2 separate regions of the Mus musculus genome follow, and region 2 is linked to region 1. The links are chromatin loops, found by intact Hi-C in ENCODE. Cell type or tissue: left cerebral cortex. All regions are shown on one strand.

Region 1 (5,000 bases):
TTTGGTAGTGAAGGTTTAAGCAGAGATGGAGGGAAGGGGCAGAGGAATGAGGAAGGAGCAATTTAACCAACACTGAGGATTTATGAAAAAGCCTTATGGAAGCATACTAGTTTAAAAAATAACAACAAAATGCTCTTTAAAATCTATTTAAAAGATTTGATTTTCAATTGCATGTACGTATATGTGTTTGTGTACGGTTATGGCACTTGAGTGCACGTATCTACAGAAGTCAGAAGCTAGTACTGGATCACCTAGAGCTGGAGTTAGAGTCAGTTGAAAGCCATCTGGTGAGTGTTCTGGGAACTGATCTAGGGTTCTTTCGAAGATCACCCCGAACACTCTGAAGCATTTCTCCAACTCCACCAGTTTTAGAATGAAGTTTGAATGGAGGTACTCTGCATGGGTGAACAGTGCAAGACGTGAGTTATCAAATGATAATTATGGGCTAGTTCCCTGTAGGTTATCAGACAAAGAAGCACACAAGGCCTGCAAAAGCAACACCTGCATATCACTGCTCTTTTTTGTCTACCATAAGTAGAGAGTACTGGAGACACTACACACTTTGACTGCAGGAAATAAAAAATCAGTCTTGAGCATATTAGGAAGATAATTTCCTTTTGGCTGGCTAGCGTTCACAGGGATAGGAGGTACCATGTAGGCTGCCAAGGAAAAACACATCAATTGTCTTTTCCAGGAGTAGACCCTGCAAGCTACAATCTTGACCTACCATGGAGGATACATGCACTGGTACAATAATGGGATGGCTGTTTGGAGGTAATTAGCATCTTTTAAAATAATTTATGTGTATTAGTGTTTTTGCCTGCATGGGTATATGTATACCATGTACCTGAAAGTGCCAGTGACCTGAAAGTAAAAGAGGGCACTGTAGCCCTTGGAACTGGAGTGACAGCTGGTTGTGTTCCTCCATGTGTGCCTTAGTTAGGATTTCATTGCTGTGAAGAGACACTGTGACCATGGGTGTTATAAAGGACAACATTTAATTGGAGCTGACTTACAGTTTCAGAGGTTCAGTCCATTATTATCATGATGCCACTCATGGCAGTGTGCAGGCATACATGGTGCTGGGGAAGGAGCTGAGAGTTCTACATCTTGATCTGAAGGCCTCTAGGAGAAAACTATCACTATCTTTTAGGCAGCTAGGAAAAGGGTTTCTCAAAGCCCACCTCTACAGTGACTCCAACAAGGCCACACCTCCTAACAGTACTACTCTGAATGGGTGAGTAGTATATTCAAGCATATTGAACCACAACAATGTGGGTGCTGGGAACAGAACCAAGGTCTTCTGCAAGGTATCAAGTGCTCTTAAACGCTGAGTCATCTCTCAAACATCACTTTCTGACCAGATCTGAGCCTTGTTCCACGGACAAGAATTCAATCTGAGGCTGTACACTTAGGTCTTTATTTGTTGTGATTTTGGTGGGTTTTTTTTTTTTTTTTTTTTTATTGGTTTGGTTTCTGGATATAAGGAGAGAGGAAGACAGCGACCAAAAATGACTTGTAGTCTAATGGTTTCTATAACCAGATTGAGGAGAGAAGTACCTTTTGCTGTGAGACAGACACAGAAGGAAGCATGTTTGGAAGAGGTACAGTCACAGTTCAGTTTGAGATGTGTAAAATCTGAAGTGTCTAAGAAAATCTAGAGATATGCTAGGAGTTGATCCCGTATGAAAGCCTGTAATGATCCATCTGCTTTTTCTCTTTTTGCCCTAACTTTCCCAGGACAGACATATTTCTAAAATCTAAAACTGGGCAGGACCCCTTCAGAGTGCCTTACACCACATGGCTCTTCAGGGAACCTTAGGCCTCTATCCACATAAGACTTTAATCAAAAGCTGGGCTATGTTCTACATACAACAACAACAACAAAAAAAAACCCAACTTAGCTATTTGAGTCACTGTGAAGTGTTTGAAACACATTATTTGGATTGTAGACTAATACTGTCCAAGAGACAGTCAAATAGAAGCAAAGGAAATGTCAGGGAGAATGTGTTTGAAGACCTTTTTCGAATTTCAATAAAAATACAGTGTGTGCTGTGTTCCTTCAAAGCACAAACTATTTCCATCCTCCCAGTCATTCAACCTTTTATGAAAATATTATGAAATATGAAGTATGAGGCATTTAGCCTCTCCCATTCATTAATTTCCAACATTCTTTTCATAAGAGGTTACACAAAAGCCATATGAGCTGGGCATGATAGTTTATGCATGCCTGGAATCCCAACATTGAGGAGGCAGACACAGGAGAAACATTTCACATTCAAAGGCAGCCTGTGGAACACCACGAGGTCCAGGCCAACCGAGGCTAAAGACTCAGGCACCATTTTTTTTAAAAGTCCAAACCATCCCCCACTAACTTCCTCACTAAGTGTGAATATATTGTTGCAGCTGTTGTAGCAGTTAGCTAAAATACAAGAGGAATATGCATGGCTGCCATCTTACGTACATTCTGGAAAGGATTCCAGGTCTCACACGCTGTATACTGTTATTGGAGACAGACGAAAAGGTCAAGATTTGGGAATAGGTGAGTGTAAAATTTAAATTTTTCTAGAAGAACTAAGATGGAAGATTCATGTGATTTTTTAGAACACTTTCTTCTTTTCAACCTAGAGTAAATTTTTTAGAACATTGTCTAGATAGGATGGTAATTATATTCACCACTCATACTCAAGGGCTCTGTCTTTTCTATGGTTTAAAACCAAGTTCTTTGTTAGTCATATTGTTGCCACTAGGTGGCAGGCTTTGCTAAAGAATATTGCAGCCATTTTCAGGAGGTTTTTTTTTTTTTTTTTTTTTTTTTGAGTCAATGCCTAATCAAAGCATTTAGATTACAGCTGCCACCAAATCTTAAAATATTTCCCAAGAGGTCACATTACCTCTGTAATTAAAAAGTAAACTCACAATTTCACAAGCATAGATTTTAGATAGAATCTAAGTGGGTCTCTTTCATATTTAGGCATCCATAGACCAAACGAAGTAGAGTTTTTGGTGGTATAAGCACTGATAGCAGGCAGGCTCAGGCTTAGGTCTGTGCCATCTCTTCCCTTAGTCCTTTTCTACTCTGTTCTGCAGGGGGCTGTTACCATTATCTGAATCAAGCTCTCTGGCACATATTAAAGCATTCATGCAGAAATTTGAAATCCCTACAATTTTATGTTAGTTCACTAATGAGACAGCATTTAAGTATAATCATTTTAAGTGACCCTTTAAAACATCTCCAAATGACCCATTGATCAGTGAGGCACAGCATAGGCCATTATTCTTCTCAGCCACCCACCATAACTAGACAGGAAGAGCGTATTGCTGAAAACACCACACAATTTTGTTGCAGGACATAGAGAAATCAGTCGTAAACTAATGAGGAAACTTTCCCTGCTGGCTAACTTTCATACTGTTGCTAGATGCTATCTAAGCTACTGGGGGAGAAAAGACATAAATGGCCATATCCAGCATTGGAGCCTGTATACTTCAGTCCCAAATGTCCAGGTAAGTTGTGCCCATTGGTGCATCATAGCTTGATGGTTATGGGGGTAACCATTAAACTTTTGTTTGTATTTTAGAACTCTTCCACAGGAGGGAATTCGTGTACCTCTAAGGAAGATACTGTAAGGCTGGTGAAAAGCCCATGGCTGGGGATGCCATTGGCCCTAGTGGGTAGCCTCCTGATGTTGTTTCACTAAATGACCACACTTTCAAACTACCTCCTCGGTACTTATGCTCAAATCCATAAATCTGTAGACCTGTCCTTTTTCCCCCCCAACACTGGTCCAAAAAGCTTCTTTTCCCAGTGGGTAGTGAATGATACAGAAATTCACGATTTGTCAAAGCACTGAGTAATGTGTGTTCACCTGTGCATGACTCATCTATATCAATCTCCTAGTTGCACCCTTGGGGAATATCATGGAAGAGCAGGAGAAAAAGACTTTTAAGACCTAGAGATTTGAGGGAACTGTTGCAAAGCAATGTCTCTTGGGCATGATGGAGCCATTGCACAGATGGCTATGGCTGTCATTACAGACATGTAGGATATCAAGGTCATCAAATATTCAGCACTGGCCAGGGAGGAGAGTTATAAGAATCCCAGATGAGAAGGTACTGACAGTTGAAGTAGGTTGAGGAAAAGAAGTCACTGTTCTTTGAGGATGTGGTCTGTAGCAGTTTGCGCATGGTCCAGTGGATGGTCTTACACGTATTGTATATGGCCAATGCTAATAAGATTCAGTGGGGAGTGGGGAGTAAGTATAAGAATAAGAATAACACTGGACATGAAAAGAAAGACACAGGATGATGTGGTCAATGGGTCCTGGGAGGAGTTGGAGTGGTGTAGTAGGAGATGGATAAGATCAAAATACTTTGTATATATGCATGTGAAATTTTAAAAATATTATTAAAAATAAATAAAATGGTTCTTTAAGAAAGTGTAGCCATCGGGCTCTGAAAGTGAACCTACTATCATTACTCTGCTTAGATGGAAACAGTATCAGATTATCCTCTATATTAGTATCTCTTTGTCTAAATCTCATTAGAGAATATTCTTTGTCCAGTGAACAATGTTAATGCAGAAATTCACAACTAGTTAAAGTGTAGAGAATCTGTGTCTTTGGAGTGCTCAGAAAAAAAAATCACACCTCTTTCTAAGGCTTAGGAACTATTTTGGAAGAGGCCAGAAAAATTGTAAGAGTTAGAGGTTACAGAAGACTGGAGCGAACCAGTGTCTTCAGAACATGATAAGACCATTGACTCATGACCTGACAGCAGCTGTGCTTGCCTATAGAAGACTTGTACAAGATGAAGCAAATCAACATCCTAGCATGGAGTAGGAAGAGGTTCATGAGCCCATGCCCTAACTGAGGAATAATGGACATTTATGGCTTCTGGAGCATAGCAGAAGAGTCAGTTTCCCCCAAAGATATAGCTCCTGATAGGTTAACTATGATTAAGTGGATGGCCCTATACCCAGAAATTTATTGGCAGCAAAACTT
Region 2 (5,000 bases), 390 kb after region 1:
ATGTCTCTGTGTGTGTGTGTGTGTGTATGTCTCTGTGTGTGTGTGTGTGTGTGTGTGTATGTCTGTGTCTGTGTGTGTGTATTTCTGTCTGTGTGTGTGTCTGTGTGTGTCTGTGTGTGTGTGTCTGTGTATGTCTGTGTGTGCCTGCATGCATGCATGCACATGTGTGTATGGTCACATGAGTTGGGCTTCCTCAGAGGTCAGAAGAGGATGGTGGATTCCTGGGAATTGGAGTGCAGGTGGCACAAGACTTTAGACCCAGGATTTTGAGGCAGGAAGATCCCCAGTTCAGTGCCCTGTGGACTACAGGATAAAGTCAATGGCAACTTAGCATGACCCTAACTCATAATGAAACATGAAAGGTGACAGGGCATATAGAATGGGCACAGGCTAGGCCCTGCTTTCTGCTCCTTATACTTCTCCCTCTCAGGGGAAAAAAAAAATAAAAGCACCCTGTAAGTTACCAGTTGTTCTGGTTCTGTAACTAAAAGAATCTGATGGCAACAATTAATAGAGGAAGAGTTTTCAACACAGAAAATTTCTGTAGATCAAAGCCATTTATCCAAACAAGAAGCACCCTGCTCCCAAATTTTCAGTTTCACAGAATTACCCAGACAAGGGATATCTAATCAGGATCCTTCCAGGGAATCAAGTCCCGGGAAACACTGGACATCTAATGAGTATATACAGGCCGTAACTTTGACATTCGTAAGTTAAATGGGTCACAACATAGAATTAGAAGATCTAGAGTATGGAGAATATCATCACATTTTATTGCATCAGTAATTGTGTGGGAGAGAGGGCAGGAACAAATATCCAGAACAATGAAAGATTTTATTGCCCATATGCCCTGTACCTTCCCTTTGGTCCCCCTAAAGCCTCACTCACCAGCTGCCTCTTTATCCCACCATCTATACCTGTTAGGTAAACAGTATCTCTGTTTCTATATCTCAAGAAGAAGGAACCTATTCCCCACCATCAGCACCCAAAGCTGACATTCTAATTAAACTACTTCTTGCTGTACATAAAATTACATAGTACAATAGAACATTAATGTATATCGTACATTAATCTATCTTCCCCTAGCATATAAGCAAGTAAATAATATTAATGCCATACAACATAAATTGATAATCACCACAACATATACAACAACATGTCTATTCAACGCTGACATTACATTAATGCTCTACAGACATATGCCCCCATGAAAATGGAGAAGAAGTGAAAGGACACAGCATTTGGAGACTCTGAAAGAAAATAAAAAATAAGGGCCTGGAGAGATGGCTCTATATTTGACAATGGTTGCTACATTTTCAAAAAGGCCCAAGTTCAATTCCTAGTACCTACATTGTGTAGTTCACAACTACCTGTAACTCTAGTGTCAAAGGATCCAACATCTTCTCCTGCCCTCCATAGGCAGCCACACACATGTGACTTACACACACACACACACACACACACACACACACACAGAGAGAGAGAGAGATAAAAAAAATAAATCTCTTTAAAATGCAAAATAAAGTCTGTGGAAACATAACCACCTGCTCATACATGAGCCCAAAATTCCGTGGAACAGCTGTTCCCAAATCCTAACCCCATTTTCAAAGAGGTTCATTTTTACATTTTTCTCAATTAACTAAAGATAAAAATAAATACCTCCAAATGTTTTTCTTCCAATATTCTTTAGTGAACTAAAAGTGCAAACAGATACTTGTTTTGGTTTTATTTGTCTCCTAAACAAGATTGTAACTTCTGCCTCATGCTCAACTTGAAACATACTGTGAACAGCTCTATGTTGTGGCATACAGCACCAACTTCCCCACTGCCAGTAACCACATTACGAATTCAACAGCGTGTGCCTGCTTTGCCAGGAATAATGTTATTTTATCTGAAAATTGTTTCCCTCTGCACATCTCACTGCTCCGGTTTTAATTCTGCTATGCCAGGAATCAGCACTTTGTGGTGAAGAGAGGAAATCCATTACTGTGTTTCCCTGCTGGGTAGCTGAGACAAAAAAATGTGGTGAGCCAGATCAAGAGATGTGAAAGTCATGTTCTTGTATCATGTGTTGTTTGACCTTTTCTGTGGGTGTCTGAATAGCTGGTGAATGTGTTAAAGATTCTTGTGGAAACTTGGTTGGTTTCATGTATCATGTTGTCCTAAGAGAGTGCAGTGCACATCTGTGCCTTAAAAGAGTAAGCATTTGGGAGAGCAACATGCAAGTTTCTAGTATCTTCTCTTCTGTACTTTTTCAGATACATAATTTTGGATAATTATTTTGAAAGTCAAAGATGCTCTGGGGCTGGAGATATGAAGCAGTAAGTAAGAGTTAGGACCCAAGTTTGGATAACAAAAGACCAGGTAAGAGCTGGATGTGGCAATATATATGCCTATAACCCCAGCATGGGGAAGATAGAAGCAGGAGGATCTTTGAAGCTGACTGGATGCTAGCCTAGCTACAACTTCAGTGAGAGATCCTCATGTGAGATGCACAGGGGGAGAGTGACAGTAGAAGATACCTGGTGCTCTCTATTGGCCTCCACATAAGCACACACATCTATGTGCACCTGCACATACACGCATGTGCACAACATACAAGTATATGTTCCTCCACATCTATCCAACTAAAAGAGATTCTAAAGAATATATATCCTAGCCGGGTATGGTGGCGCAGGCCTTTAATCCCAGCACTCTGGAGGCAGAGGAAGGCGGATTTCTGAGTTCGAGGCCAGCCTGGTCTACAAAGTGAGTTCCAGGACAGCCAGGGCTACACAGAGAAACCCTGTCTCAAAACAAAACAAAACAAAACAAAACAAAACAAAACAAAACAAAACAAAAAAGAATATATAGCCTAGTTTTTTCCTATAACCTTTTTATAAATTTACACACACAACAAACTTCTATTGGATTTTTTTTCTGTATACAACATATATACCAGGATATGTGATTCTACAGTGTCCACTTGAGCACCACCTAACTTAACAATTTCTAAATCCTTTGCAAACCTCACCCTGTTCGCAACACATCGTGTCTCATCAGTCCTGGCTACTGGAATGGCCTCCTCATTTTGAACATAAATGTATTTCCCTATATCCATCACTCATTGACGCAGATCTTCCTCTTAAGGCCACACAAGGTGGACCATCCAAGGACATGCATTCTTTTTCTCAATGTAAAACTTGAAAAGTCTCTGATCCATACTTCAACTGCTATGGTTTCCAAACCCTTCAATAGCTTAGTCTGAATCTCCCAAAATTGGTCAATATCTGCCTTAGAGCACAAATCATAGATTGAATGGTATAGTTATTTCAGCAAAGGGAGTCCCCAAAGGGTCACCCACGAGTGCTCAGGACCTTTATTTCTGGATAGAAGAGAGAAAGTCTGTGTGTTCATGCATGTGGGCATATGTGTTGAGAGCAGCGTATCTCTATGTATTCCTCAGGATCAAGCCAACTAAGGTTTTATGTAAAAGGTCTCTTACCAGTCTAGATACTGCTAGTTTTATTAGGTTGATGGGGCAGAAATCCTCAGGGATTTTTCTTTCTCTAACTCCTGTGTGCTGGAACTACACATATGTCAGCACCCCAGGCTTTGCACATGGGTGCTGAGGGTTGAACTCAGGACCTTATGGCTTGTGCAGCATGCTCTTCATTGGCTGAGGTTTCTCCCCAGCTCCAACTTGTGTCTCTTGACAGAAGAATAAATTTTACAATCCTCTGTATGATTGTGACAAACATTCTCTTACCAGATACTCCCATAGCTCCAGCTTATCCTTGTGTCTCATCAAAAAAAAAAAAAAAAAGTTTTCCTACATTTGTTTAAAGTTTACATTAAAAAACCAGCTTTGTTGTGTTGTGAATTATATGGTCAGGGCCCAGACACAAGCAAGTGGGAGACCAGCAGCTGCTCACTTCATTCTCAGAGCTACTCTTCCTTGGCCCCTTGCATAGCAGATTTGTTTGGCAACGGGACAAGATGAGGGCTGGGACCCAGGTATTGATGCTAAACTCCACTTCTGACCAAGGATGCTCCTTCCCCCTAGGCTCTATAAGTGTCATTTCTCTGTCCATATGCTGGAATAATAATAATGCCTGGCTCATAGGATTGCTATGAAAATGGGAAAGAATTCTATGGAGAATTTTTTTTAAACATCCCAGTATATCTAGCATCAATGGGAGGGGAGGACCTTGGTCCTGTGAAGGCTCGATGCTCCAGTGTAGGAAAATGCTAGGGTAGTGAGGTGGGAGTGAATAGGTGGGTAGGGGAGCACCCTCATAGAAGCAGGGGATGGGGGATGGAATAGGAGGTTTGTGGAGGGGAAACAGGAAAGGGGATAACATTTGAAATGTAAATAAATAAAACATCCAATAAAAATACATTAAAAATGTATATTATAGTATATTATCTATATGTATAGTATATTATCTAACACTAAATAAAATAAAATAATTCCTAATAAGAAATTGAGAAGATTTTCCCTTACTCTATCTTATTACAAAAAAAAAGAAAAAAGTCTATTATAATAAGCAACAGTGTATCACTTTAGGGCAAATTTACATATATATTCATAATGGCCAGGGATATTCATAACTGTCAAGATGTACCTTGCTCTTGTGCATTTTCTATGGACACCAGGTTTCCTTTCAGTCCTTTGCAAGCTTGCCGTGCGTCTTGCCAGCTTTTTTTTTCTTCATTAGCAAATCCAAAAATTTTAAAGCACTGAAACGGAAGGGGAGGACAAAAGCAGAGGTTTTAGCTAAAGATAATAAAGTTCACATCAAGAAATCAAGTCATACATGAAAATTCCAGATAAATAAAAATTTTCTCAGGCCTAAAGGAGAATTGAAAAGGAAAAGTAAACCAGTTTGATGGCCCACATATTTCTCTGCAGAGTTTTATTTTTCCCTTGAGATAAAGGGCACAGATCTTTGGCTAATAGTTCACGTATGTTTTTACTTTCCGTTGAGAATTTGTGATGGGATTATCCAGTTATTGGT

Evidence for each region. A loop is a pair of places that touch in the nucleus more often than their neighbours do. Peaks named below come from ENCODE experiments on the same cell type or tissue, not always from the same donor. Only the 100,000 strongest peaks of a DNase experiment are listed, where the experiment ranks them.
Region 2: it touches region 1 in a loop (3-fold over the local background); 14 of 42 quality-filtered maps call a loop at or near these places.

The regions. Positions count from the first base shown.
Region 1 is chr2:14,701,184-14,706,183 of GRCm38, reverse strand. All of the region lies in intron 2 of Cacnb2 (calcium channel, voltage-dependent, beta 2 subunit), which reads right to left. Among named protein-coding and RNA genes, the nearest start is that of Gm13269, 63 kb to the left of the region's middle. In left cerebral cortex, a CTCF peak has its summit at 2,737 (motif pointing right); a DNase peak (open chromatin) is centred at 2,748.
Region 2 is chr2:14,309,690-14,314,689 of GRCm38, reverse strand. It overlaps Mrc1 (mannose receptor, C type 1), which reads right to left. Exons shown (of 30, transcript NM_008625.2): 21 at 4,608-4,722. Among named protein-coding and RNA genes, the nearest start is that of Mir511, 51 kb to the right of the region's middle. In left cerebral cortex, no CTCF peak of the experiment used is centred here; DNase peaks (open chromatin) are centred at 1,564 and 1,909.